Regions from separate parts of the Homo sapiens genome. Here region 1 is linked to region 2. A link is a contact called in ENCODE Hi-C or POLR2A ChIA-PET data. All regions are on one chromosome and are shown on one strand. The core of a region is the stretch at or near the end of the contact, and the rest is flanking DNA. Distances in the headings are between cores, read along the strand shown. Region 1 overlaps LINC01841 (long intergenic non-protein coding RNA 1841). Region 2 has its middle 41 kb from the start of ADGRL1.

What was found. A loop is a pair of places that touch in the nucleus more often than their neighbours do. ChIA-PET counts read pairs that join two places held with the same protein, here RNA polymerase II (POLR2A). Pooled maps may share reads with other maps.
Region 1: a pooled map shows a loop between it and region 2 (2.4-fold over the local background). The contact joins two enhancer-like sites. A Hi-C loop is called at or near these places in 2 of 50 pooled maps. POLR2A ChIA-PET finds 5 or more read pairs at or near these places in 9 of 52 experiments (BJ, GM12878, WTC11 and 6 more).

The regions. Positions count from the first base shown.
Region 1 is chr19:14,344,705-14,350,569 of GRCh38, reverse strand. The region is part of intron 1 of LINC01841 (long intergenic non-protein coding RNA 1841); the gene reads left to right. Among named protein-coding and RNA genes, the nearest start is that of LINC01842, 14 kb to the right of the region's middle. RefSeq lists enhancers at 1-77, 78-579, 1,378-2,256. Within about 2 kb of position 1,937, at least 3 of the 41 ENCODE cell types and tissues checked have a DNase peak (open chromatin) inside an H3K27ac peak, as active enhancers do.
Region 2 is chr19:14,243,795-14,250,170 of GRCh38, reverse strand. No RefSeq gene overlaps it. Among named protein-coding and RNA genes, the nearest start is that of ADGRL1, 41 kb to the right of the region's middle. RefSeq lists an enhancer at 1-419 and silencers at 1,746-1,795, 1,896-1,955. Within about 2 kb of position 1,435, at least 12 of the 41 ENCODE cell types and tissues checked have a DNase peak (open chromatin) inside an H3K27ac peak, as active enhancers do.

The sequences.
Region 1 (5,865 bases), core at 688-3,187, 100 kb before region 2:
TCCCAAGAGCAATGTTCATGAAACCAGATCTCCTCCCTGCATAGTCCCTTTTGGGGTTGTCAGGCCACATGGGGAGACTGCTCTCGGGAGTATGAAGGCAAAGGGGGCAGGCCGGGCTGAGGTCCGTGTGTGGGGCTGGCAACTTTTTTTTTTTTTTTTTGAGGCGGAGTCTCACTCTTTCACCCAGGCTGGAGTGCAGTGGCACAATCTCAGCTCACTGCAACCTCTGCCCCCCAAGTTCAAGTGATTCTCCTGCCTCAGCCTCCCGAGTAGCTGGAATTACAGGTGCCTGCCACAACGCCCGGTTAATTTTTGTATTTTTAGTAGAGACGGGGTTTCACCATATTGGCCAGGCTAGTCTCAAACTCCTGACCTCAGGCAATCCGCCCACCTCGGCCTCCCAAAGTGCTGGGATTACAGGCATGAGCCACCGCGCCTGGCCAAGCATTGGTCTTGGAAGGCACATTGCATGGTTCCCTGTGTCTCCCAGGGAGATGGGCAGGGGGTAAGAAGGGGACTTTGCAAGCAGAGCCGACCACGTGCACCTTAACTGCATAATTGGGGTCAATATGGTCAGAGGCAAAGTCCTGGGAGAGTGGTGGGGTGGGTAGGGGGACAGTGCATGGGCCAGGGCTTCTTTCTGTGGGCGACACCATATCTGTGGGTGGGCGACGAGAAGGGTGCAGCTGGTGGTGTTGGAGGGCTTTTAGCTCAGTGTGAGCCTTCTTCTCCCCTCGGGCTTTTAGGAGGTGACTCCTCAGGGGGAGTGAGAGATCAGATTTGTCTCCAAAATAGGCCTTGACATCGCAGCCCACCTGTTTCTTCATCTCTCGGCTCTGGCTACTGTGACCTCCTTTCCCACTGTTCAACACCCGAGCTCCTTTCTGCCACAGGGCCTTTGCGCTGGCTGCGCCTTCTACTGGAAATCCTGGCTCCAGACTCGGCATGGCTGGGGCTTTATTCTTCTCAGGCCTCAGGATAAGCGTCACTTCCTCAGAGCCCACTCCACCCACTCTACCCACAGCAGGTGCTTCAGTGACATCCCTGTATATACTTTCTCCTTCAGAACACTTACTGCACTTACTGCCATCAGCAATGATCTTGCAGCCTGTTGTCCTCTTCCTCCTCTCTTCTCTCTTCCCTTGGACTGTAAGCTCCAGAAGGGCATGGAGGTTTATCTGTTTTGTTTCCATTTTTTTTCTTTTTTTTGAGATGGAGTCTTGCTCTGTCGCCCAGGCTGGAGTGCAGTGACACGATCTCTGCTCACTGCAACCTCCGTCTCCTGGGTTCAAGTAATTCTCCTGCCTCAGCCTCCTGAGTAGCTGGGATTACAGGCGCCCGCCACCACGCCTGGCTAATTTTTGTATTTTTAGTAGAGAGGGGGTTTCACCATGTCGGTCAGGCTGGTATCGAACTGCTGACCTCGTGATCCGCACGCCTTGGCCTCCCAAAGTGCTGGAATTACAGGCGTGAGCCACCGTGCCTGGCCGAGCCACTGTACCTGGCCTCTTTTTACTTTTAGAGACAGGGTATCGCTGTGTTTCTCAGACTGGAGTGCAATGGTGCCATCATGACTCACAGCAGCCTCCATCTTCTGGGCTCAAGTGATCCTCCCACCTCAGCCTCCTGAGTGGCTGGGGTTACAGGCCTGAGCCAGCCCCATTCTGTCTTCTGTGTACTCTAAACCTAGAGCAATGATCTAGGTTTGCTCAATACACACAGTAGGTGCTCAATAAATGTTGCATGAATGCATGGACGACGAGTTCTAGCTGGGAAATGGCAGCCGGGAAAAGTGGGTTGTGGAGGAGAATTTAAGAGATGAGAGCTGTTTCCGAAACTCCTGGAGGGCCCGAGGTCCCCCGGGTTGGGGAGAAACGGGGGCGACCGTCCACCTCCCCGGGAGTCGCACGCACCTCCCCTTGGAGGCCCACAGGTGGCGCTCGCTCCCCGCGCTGCAGTGGCGGGAAGCGGAGGTGGAAAAACCCGAGCTTTAGCCCCGTCCCGGGTCTGGCTGCTGGGGTCAGTTCCTGGCCCGGATTTGGACGCCAGTCCCTGGGATCCTGCTTGGGGTCCTACCTCGTGGTAGAGGGGCTTTTTGGTCAAACGAGGGGGATCTGAGAAGAGTGGGGGTGGTGGGCTGCAGAGTCCGGGCAGCTGAGGGCTCCCTCCATCTGTCCACGCGTGCTCTGATTCCATTCCCAAAACTAGTTCAGCAGCTCCATGCCTGGGGGAGGGGGAGACGCACTTACCATGTTCGTGTTCTTCCTTAACTTTATATAGGTTAGAGCTGGGCGCAGCGCTTGGTGTCAGTGGGTCTTGGGTGCACATTTGTGGAATGGTGAATGGGTGAATCCCCGTTTTACAGATGGGGAAACTGAGGCTCAGGGAGGCGATGCGGCTCACCCAGGTTCATAGAGCCAGAAAATGGCAAGGCTGGGATTGGAGACACCAGGCCTGTGTGAGTCCAGAGTCAGCCCATTTTGTTTGTTTGTTTGTTTGAGACACGGTTTTGCTCTGTCACTCAGGCTGGAGTGCAGTGGCAGGATCTTGGCTCAGTGCAACCTCTGCCTCCTGGGTTCAAGCCATCTCCTGCCTCAGACTCCCGAGTAGCTGGGATTACAGGCACGCGCCACCACGCCCAGCTAATTTTTTGTATTTTTAGTAGAGACAGGGTTTCACCACGTTGACCAGGCTGGTGTGAAACTCCTGACCTCAAGTGATCTGCCCGCCTCAGCTTCCTAAAGTGCTGGGATTACAGGCGTGATGCTTGGCCAAGAGTCAGCCAATGTTTAAAAAACAATGTATGTTTAAAAAACATTGTATTTGGCTGGGCGTCATGGCTCACGCCTATAATCCCAGCACTTTGGGAGGCTGAGGCGGGTGAATTACTGGAGGTCAGGATTTCAAGACCAGCCTGGCCAACATGGCGAAACCCCGTCTCTACTAAAAATACAAAACTAGCTGGGCGTGGTGGCATGCGCCTGTAATCCCGGTTACTCGGGAGGCTGAGGCAGGAGACTCCTTTGAACCCGGGAGGCAGAGGTTGCAGTGAGCTGAGGTCACGCCATTGCACTCCAGCCTGGGCAAAAAGAGCGAAACTTCGTCTCAAAAGAACAAACAAACAACAACAACAACAAAAATTGTATTTTATTTATTGCAGAGACGAGAAGTCTTGCCATGTTGCCCGGGTTGGTCTCCAACTCTTGGGCTCAAGACATCCTCCTGCTTCAGGCTCCCTCAGTGCTGAGATTTCAGGTGAGCACTACCTCGCCCAGCCTAAAAACATTTTTCAATAGATTTTCTAGTTACCCAAAGTGATACAGGATTCCCTCTGGGAAGCTAAAGCCCTTCCTGTCCCTCCTTATCTCAATTCCGAGATGATGGTGGGGAGGGTCTCCTTTCATCCTACCCTCTTTGCCTTCAAAAGCATGTCTACACATGCCTAAGGGGTCTCTGGGTTTCTAGCTGGGTCATAAACTTCTCCTGTCTGGGCTGGGCACAGTGGCTCATGCCAATAATCCCAGCACTTTGGGAGGACAAGGTGGGAGGATCACTTAAGATCAGGAGTTCGAGACCAGCCTGGTCAACATGGAGTGACCCTGTCTCTACTAAAAATACAAAAATTAGCTGGGTGTGGTGGCACGCGCCTGTAGCTACTTGGGAGACTGAGGCATGAGAATCGTTTGAACCCAGGAGGCAGAGGTTGCAGTGAGCTGAGATGGTGCCACTGCACTCCAGCCTGGGCAACAGAGCAAGACTCCATCTCAAAAAACAAAAACAAAAACACAACAACAAAACACTTACCCTGTCTGGGCCTCAGTTGCCTCGTCTCTAAAATGGTTTTAATGGTCATTGAACCACTTTCCAGGGTGTCTGTGAGTTGCACAAAAAGCTGGTCTGGGCAGGGCCCCACATCTGGGTGGAATTGGGGGTCTCCTCTGCTGGTTTATACATCTTGGTAGGAAAACACACCAGGTGTGGATGATCCTGCTGTTTCCTTAGTTCAAGGACTTGGTGCACAGTGGGTATGTGTGGTCTAATGCTGCCGGTGCACCCACTGTGTCTGCATTTGAATAATGTGCGTGCACTGAGCTGTTTCCACGTGGGGCCCAGTGGCTTCCCGTAGACCAGGGTTTCTCAATGTCAGCACTCTTGACATTTGGGGCCACATCATTTTTTGCTCTGGGGAACTGTTCTGTGCCTTGTAGGATTTTTTTTTTTTTGCAGGGGAGATGAGGTCTTGCTATGTTGCCCAGGCTGGCCTTGGACTCATGGCCTCAAGTGATCCTCGTGCCTTGACTTCCCGAAGTGCTGGGATCACAGGCCTTAGCCACCTTGCCCAGTCCCTTGTAGGACATTGAGCGTCCCTGAACTGGACCCACTAAATGCCAGGAGTACCCCTGCCCCCATTTTTTTTTTTTTTTTTTTTTTTTGAGATGGAGTCTCACTCTGTCGCCCAGGCTGGAGTGAGGTGGAATGATCTTGGCTCACTGCAACCTCTGCCTCCCAGGTTCAAGTGATTCCCCCACCTCAGCCTCTCGAGTAGCTGGGATTACAGGCACTAACCACCACACCTGGCTAATTTTTGTATTTTTAGTAGAGATGGAGTTTTCCCCATATTGGCCACGCTGGTCTTGAACTCCTCACCTCAAGTGATCCGCCCACTTTGGTCTCCCAAAGTGCTGGGGTTACAAGTGTAAGTCACTGTGTCTGGCCCCCTGCCCCAATTTTACAGCCAGAAATACCTTCAGACATTGCCAAATGTCTCCTGGGTGACAGAGTTACCCTCATTGAGACCCATTGCTGTGTATACTTCTGGGAGGTACACATACAGGTCAGAAACAGACCCTGATAGAGGGTTGGAGGGCAAGTGGTTTATTTGGGAAATGAACACAGGAAACCTGGGGAGGGGAGAAGAGAGATGACAAGGGATATCAAACAGGTTGTCACTACGGAAAACTGGGGCCTGATCCCTCCAGGGGTCTCTGGGAGACTGTGGATTAGGCATATGCTGGGGAGGGAGCTGGGGTATTTATCCACCAACTCATTCCATTTCTGGCTCAGGGCTACTCCCAGGGATGTCAATTTCCCACACTCTGTCTCCTGTTCAAGTACACTGAAGTGATCAGGTCCCAGATGTGGCCAGGGTCCAGCGGGACATCTCTGCAGCGGTTTCTGTTCCTTTTTGTGCGAGCCCACCCGGGCTTTTGGTCTCTTCGGGCTGTGCGAGCCCACCCGGATGTCTGCAGCCGGCTGTGTGTATATTTGGTGTGCCAGTGTGTGTTTATCTGCCATGCATGTGTTTGCGTCTGTATTTATCTGGCACAAGTGTGCTTGTCTTTGTTTTCCCTTCTGCTCCATCTCCACGAATGTGGGGGAAACTTCTGTTTTTAATCAGGGGCCAGGGAACTGTCTTACTGCCACATTAGCAACTGTGTTATTAATGAGGCCGATCGGAAGTGATTTTTCGTACTTGCTCCGAGGTCTGAGTCAAGGCACCATGCCCAAAGCTCTCCCAGAGGGTAGCCTCAAAGCCCTGCCAGCTTCTTGTATGCCCAAGAGGAAAACTGAGGCACAGTCAGGGAAAGGGAGTTAACACCTATTGGAAACTGATTATCTGCAAAGCATTTCACATGCATAAATGCTTAATGAGTTCTTATGCCTACTACATATAAGGAAAGGAATTCATGTTCCCATTTACTGATGAGGAAGCTGAGGCTGGGGTGAGGTCCAGAGCTCTTGTGGAAGCTGATGGCTCTGGGGTCTCCAATACCCATTTCTTTGTTCCTTTCAAATGGCAACCATTCTTGTGTGTTTGTGGTGGGAAGGGGACAGGGCAGGGTATCACTCTGTTGCCCAGGCTGG
Region 2 (6,376 bases), core at 186-2,685:
GATCCTCCCACCTCAGCCTCAGGTTCTTTGAACATAATTATTCCCAAATTACAAGTAGAGAGAACTGAATCTCAGAGAGGTTAAGTAATTTGCCTAAGGTCACACAGCTATGAAATGGAGAAAGGGTAAGAAAATCCGTCTGACCTTCCTTCAGTTATGCAAAAGATGTCATGTGGTGGGTGGTGTGACCTCAGAAAACCTAGAGGAGTGGGGGGTCCAGGCTGGTGGTGGGGTAATAAGACCCAAGTGAACACACCTGTCCTGCTGGGGTAACTACTCACCCCTAGGCCACAGGGCAAGCAAAGTGGCAAGCCGCAAATTGAATTGGGGGGCTGGAGGGGGATGTTTCATTGATGTCACAAATGAGCATGGACCCCGTATCTGCAGCAGGGATGTTTCAGGGCCAGTCAAGGAGATGATCGGGGCCCACGGACCCTCAAACGCGTCAGGAAGCCAGGCTGGTCCCTGAGTGTGTGTGATGGGGTGTGTGTTTGTGGGGGGGCACTGCCGGGAGCTGCCGCCGCCCGCCCCATTAGCAACACCGTCATTATCCCAGATTTATGTATGTATAATTCTTCTTCCTCAAACCGCTCCAACATCTCCCCTGGCTGCAAACCCGCCTCCCCCGGAAACAGCCACGGAGCCGCCTGCCACCGGGCCATTAGCACGCAGGGAAGGGGGTGTGGAGGGAGGGGGCAGGCAGCAGGGAAGGGGAAGGGGGGAGCCAGGAGAGGACGAGGAAGGCAGGAGCTGTAAGGATGGGAGTGAGGCGGCAAGATGGAAGAGGGGAAGGAAACAGGGCTTGGAGGAGCTGGGGAACCTCGGAGGGTTCTGGGGGGAGGGGGGGACACGTGTCCCAGAGGACCTGGCCGCAGACAGCGGGCCCCAGGGGCAGCCGAGGGTCTCCTGCGCCCTTTCTGGCCAATGCCAGGGCTGAGAATAGGGGGGTGGGGATCCCATCGGCCGGGACTCTGTGGCTGGGTCTCAGCCCAGAAGTTACTAGAGGGCCTCGCGCCGGAACCCCTCCCCCACTCTGGGAACCTCCACCTGCGGGGTGGGGTGGGGGTCTCCAGGCGGGGCGCGGGGAGGGCGCCGGCTGCAGAGCTGGGAGCCCGGAGCGATGACTCCATCACCCTCCACTTTTCCCTCCTCGCCCCCGAAACTGGCCCCCTCCCTTCTTGCGCCCCTCGGGTTGGGGGCGCGGGAGAGCCCCCTCTATTACGAGGGAAATCAATGCCGCATTAATGCAAGGTTTCCAGGCGAGGAGCGGGGATCGCTTCATAAAAGATGCATTGTTTCCATGGCCTGCACGCGGCTCCCTCCCCAGCATCCTGCAAGATGGCGGCGGCCCCAGGGAGAGAGGGGGAGGGGCTGGGGGGAGCGCGGCCCCCTCTCTCCTGCTGGGGAAGGTGGGAAGAGAGGCTGGGATGAAGGAAGGAAAGGGAGAGAGGGAGAGAGAGAGGGAGGGAGGAGGGGGCTGGGAGGCTGAGAGAGCGTTAGGGAGGCGGGAGCCAGTCAGAAGGAGGAGGGCGGGCTGGGGAGGGGGAGAGGGGATGGCCTGGAACTCGGAGGAGGGAAGAGAAACGCAGCCCAAGGAGGTGGCACGGGGGAGGCAGGAGAGCAGGCCGGGGGGTTGGGAGTGGGGGGCGCTGGGGCCTGGAGGGGGGCAGGCGGGGGTGGGGGCAAAAGGGGAGGGAAAGGGGAGAAAAAGGCCGACCGGGCAGCGTGGCCAGGAGAGAGGGGAAGACAGTACCCCCTCAACTGTCTCTAGGCTCCAAGCCCCCCTCCAGCGGGGTCCTTTGGTTCTCTCTCCTGGTCCCCGTGCACCCTCCCGCCGAGGAGATGATCCAGGGAGCCCCCATTTTCTGGCATGGAGGCCGCTGCACCCCATTGGCTTGCCTCCCTACCCTCCTTCCTGCCTTGGCACCACGGCTGCCATGCTGAGAGGGATCAAGCCTCCTCCATCTGCCTCCCTAGTCAAGGCCTCCGGAGTTGACCCGAAAGAGCTCCTTAGGAAGAAACTGCCGTTTGGGCACACCTGCATCCGTCCTACCTGCTGGGGACGGTTCCAGAAACCAGACAGAGGTTCCAGAGAGGGAAACTGGGGCAGAGGACAGCCGAGAACTCAACACGGGTCTCCACCTGCCCAGCGCCCCACCAGTGACCCCAGACCAACCTCAGCCCCCCTCCTCCCCGCCTTTTCCTCCATCCTCCGCGGGCAACCACGAAGAGAGTTTCAAGGCCCCCCACTTCCCAGCCTTCCTGCTTCGCCGTAGGGGAGCTCCCAAACGCCTGAAAATACCTTTAAATTAGGAAAAAGAGCTAAGCCGCCAGAGTCCTTTGGTCTATTAAAGGAAGAGCAGAGGCCACCGGCGCCCCCACCCCATCCCCAGCCCGATTTTGCATTTGAAGCCCTGACCGCGGATCTAGCCGGAACAATGACGGGGCCTGCCCAGCCGGCCCCAGCTGAATCCCTTTCAGTGGCCCTGGGCCCCCTGCCAGGTGTGCCAAAATTAGGACGGCTCCCCTCCTAGGCCCTTTTCATCCCCCCGGGGCTGCTGGGGCCTCAGAGGCGCTAATGAAGCGCCTCTTGCCGCCTTCCCTCTAGGAAGAGGGGGCCAGGGGGAGCGGGAGGCAGGGCCACATTGGGGGCAGGCACCTGGAAATCTGCCTTCCAAGAACTGCCCCAGGAACATGTTTTTGTGCCTTGGTCAGCGGCAGCTCCCTCCCTCCCTGCTCCTCAGGGTCCTCCCGCAGGTCCTGGTGACATCCACCTCCTCCAGGCAGCCCTCCCAGCCTGCTGGCATTGGCTCCCTACTGTGTTTCCCTTGGAGTTCGGCAGTGGGGGCAGGCTGCCTGGATTCAGATTGGAGCTCCATTGCTTTCTGGCTGTGGCTCAATTAGCCACCCTGAGCCTCAGTTTCCCCGCCCGTCAAGAGAGGAGAATTATAAAAACCTATGTCATGAGACTGTTGTGAAGGAGTCGCTGTGTGAAGAATTGTGGAAGGTCACACGTGCAAAGTGGGTGCAATAATCCCTAGACTTTCGCCTCAGCCACAGGGGGCCCCTCACTGCACCCCAGACACACCCAGTGTGTGCCCATTTCTGGGACTTCCCACTGGCTGTTCTCTTTATTTTATTTGTATTTGTATTTTTTCTTTTGAGGCGGAGTCTTGCTCTGTAGCCCAGGTTGGAGTGCAGTGGTGCAATCTCGGCTCACTGCAACCTCCACCTCCTGGGTTCAAGCAGCTTCCTGAGTAGCTGGGATTACCGGCGCATGCCACCATGCCCAGCTAATTTTTGTATTTTTAGTAGATACCGGATTTCACCATGTTGGCCAGGCTGGTCTAGAACTCCTGACCTCAGGTGATCCACCTGCCTCGGTCTTCCAAAGCGCTGGGATTACAGGCATGAGCCACCGCGCCGGCCTTTTTTTTTTGAGACGGAGTCTTGCTCTGTCGCCCAGGCTGAAGTGCGGTGGCCTGATCTCGGCTCACTGCAAGCTCCGCCTCCCGGGTTCACGGCATTCTCCTGCCTCGACCTCCCGAGTAGCTGAGACTACAGGCGCCCGCCACCATGCCCGGCTAATTTTTTGTATTTTTAGTATTGACTGGGTTTCACTGTGTTAGCCAGGATGGTCTCGATCTCCTAACCTCGTGATCCGCCCGCCTCGGCCTCCCAAAGTGCTGGGATTACAGGCGTGAGCCACCGCCCCTGGCCTTTTTTTTTTTTGAGATGGAGTCTCGCTCTGTCACCCAGGCTAGAGCACAGTGGTGTGATCTCACTGCAACCTCCGCCTCTTGGGTTCAAGCGATTCTCCCACCTCAGCCTCACAAGTAGCTGGGACCACAGGCACATGCCACCACACCTGGCTAATTTTTGTATTTTTAATACAGACAGGGTTTCACCATGTTGGCCAGGCTAGTCTCAAACTCCTGACCTCAGGTGATCCGCCTACCTCTGCCTCCCAAAGTGCTGGGATTACAAGTGTGAGCCACCTTGCCAGGCCTAGTGGTCCCTGTTATTTACCATCATCTGTCTTACAGCCAGCTGACATTGTATTACTTACCTGAACTCAGGGTCTTATGCTCTCGAATCCAAGAACCTGGGTTCAAATCCCGGCTTCACAGTTATTAGCTGTGTGACATTGGGCATGTTACTTAACTTCTCCGAGCCCCTTTCCTCATTTATAAAATGAGGATGGTAATAAAACCCACCTGGAGCCGGGTGCAGTGTCCGGAGTCTGTAATCCCAGCCACTCAGGAGCCCAAGGTAGGAGGGTCCCTTTAGGCCAAGAGTTTGAGACCAGCCTGGGCAACATAGCAAGACCCTGTCTCTACCAAAAAAAAAAAAAAAAAAAAAAAAAAAAGCCAGGCACAATGGCTTACACCTGTAGTCTCTAAAAAAAAATCTGCAAGGCGGGGTGTGGTGGCTCACGCCTGTAATCCCAGCACTTTGGGAGGCTGAGGCAGGCGGATCACGAGGTCAGGAGATCGAGACCATCCTGGCTAACAAGGGGAAACCCCATCTCTACTAAAAATACAAAAAATTAGCCGGGCATGGTGGCGGGCGCCTGTAGTCCCAGCTACTCGGGAGGCTGAGGCAGGAGAATGGCATGAACCCAGGAGGCGGAGCTTGCAGTGAGCCGAGATCGCGCCACTGCACTCCAGCCTGGGCAACAGAGCGAGACTCCATCTCAAAAAAAAAAAAAAAAAAAAGAATCCACAAAAACAAAAAACCCACCTTATATAGCGGGTAATGAATAATTGACTTAGTGAATGAGAAGTCCTCAAAGCAGTGCCTGGACCACAGTACAAGTTATTCCCATAACCAATATTATTTCTGAGCCACCCCATCCCTCAGCAACTAGAATATAAGCCCTCCTGAAAGCTAACTCTGCAGGGATGGTATTGGCTTTATTTATTTATTTATTTAAGAGTTGAGGTCTTGGCCGGGCGTAGTGGCTCATGCCTGTAATCCCAACACTTTGGGAGGCCAAGGTGGGCAGATCACTGAGGTCAGGAGTTTGAGACCGCCTGGCCAACATGGTGAAACCCTGTCTCTACTAAAAATACAAAAACTTAGCTGGGCGTGGTGGCGTGTACCTGTAATCCCAGCTACTCGGGAGGCTAAGGCAGGAAAATCGCTTGAACCCAGGAGGCAGAGGTTGCAGTGAGCTGAGATCACACCACTGGACTCCAGCCTGGATGACAGAGTGAAACTCCATCTCAGGGGGAAAAAAAAAAGAATTTGCCTTGAAGGCTGGGTGCAGTGGCTCACGCCTGTAATCCCAACACTTTGGGAGGCCGAGGTGGGCAGATCTCCTGAGGTCAAGAGTTCAAGACCAGTCTGGTCAACATGGTGAAACTCCACCTCTACTAAAAATACAAAAATTAGCCGGGCATGGTGGTGTGCACCTGTAATCCCAGCTACTCATGAGGCTGAGACAGGAGAATTGCTTGAACCTGGGAGGCAGAGGTTGTAGTGAACCGAGATCGTGCCATTGCACTCCATCCTGGGCAACAAGAGCAAAACTTCATCTCAAAAAAAAAAAAGGAATAATTTGCCGTGAGTCTGTAGCATAGTGCTTAGTCCTTAGCGGGCACTCAATATACTTCATCCAGATTCAGAGGCAGGGAGAATTGTGGGAGACACAGTTTGTCAAATTCACACCTATCTCTTTCCTTTGCTAACACAGGGCTCCTTAAGTGTCAGTGTGCCCTGCCTAATCCTTGCCCTCCAGCCCCCCTTGCTTCTATTTTATTTATTTATGTGTTTATGTATTTTTTTTGTCTTCCAGCCCCTCTTCCAGCTCCCCTTGCCATTATTCCAGCCTTCAAGTCCCGCTTGCTTCTATTTTATTTATTTATTTATTTATTTATTTATTTTTGGGGACAGAGTCTCACTCTGTTACCCAGGCTGGAGGACAGTGGTGCAATCTCAGCTCACTGCAACCTCCGCCTCCCAGGTTCAAGCTACTCTCCTACCTCAGCCTCCCGAGTAGCTGGGATTACAGGCACCCACCACCATGCCCGGCTAATTTTTTGTATTTTTAGTAGAGACGGGGTTTCGTCATGTTGGCCAGGCTGATCTCAAACTCCTGACCTCAAGTGATCCGCCTACCTCAGCCTCCCAACTCCCTTCCTTCTAGAGATGGCTGTGTGACACTCTTCCGGCCAATAAGACTCCAGCAGAAGTCTTCTGGGTGGTTCCAGGAAGAATGAGCATGTTATTATCCAAGACTCAGTGGCTTCATCTATAAAATGGGGCTAAAAATTGCAACTTGCCTCAGGTCTCGAACTCCTGACCTCAAGTGATCCGCCCGCCTCAGCCTCCCAAAGTGCTGGGATTACGGGCGTGAGCCACTGCGCCCAGC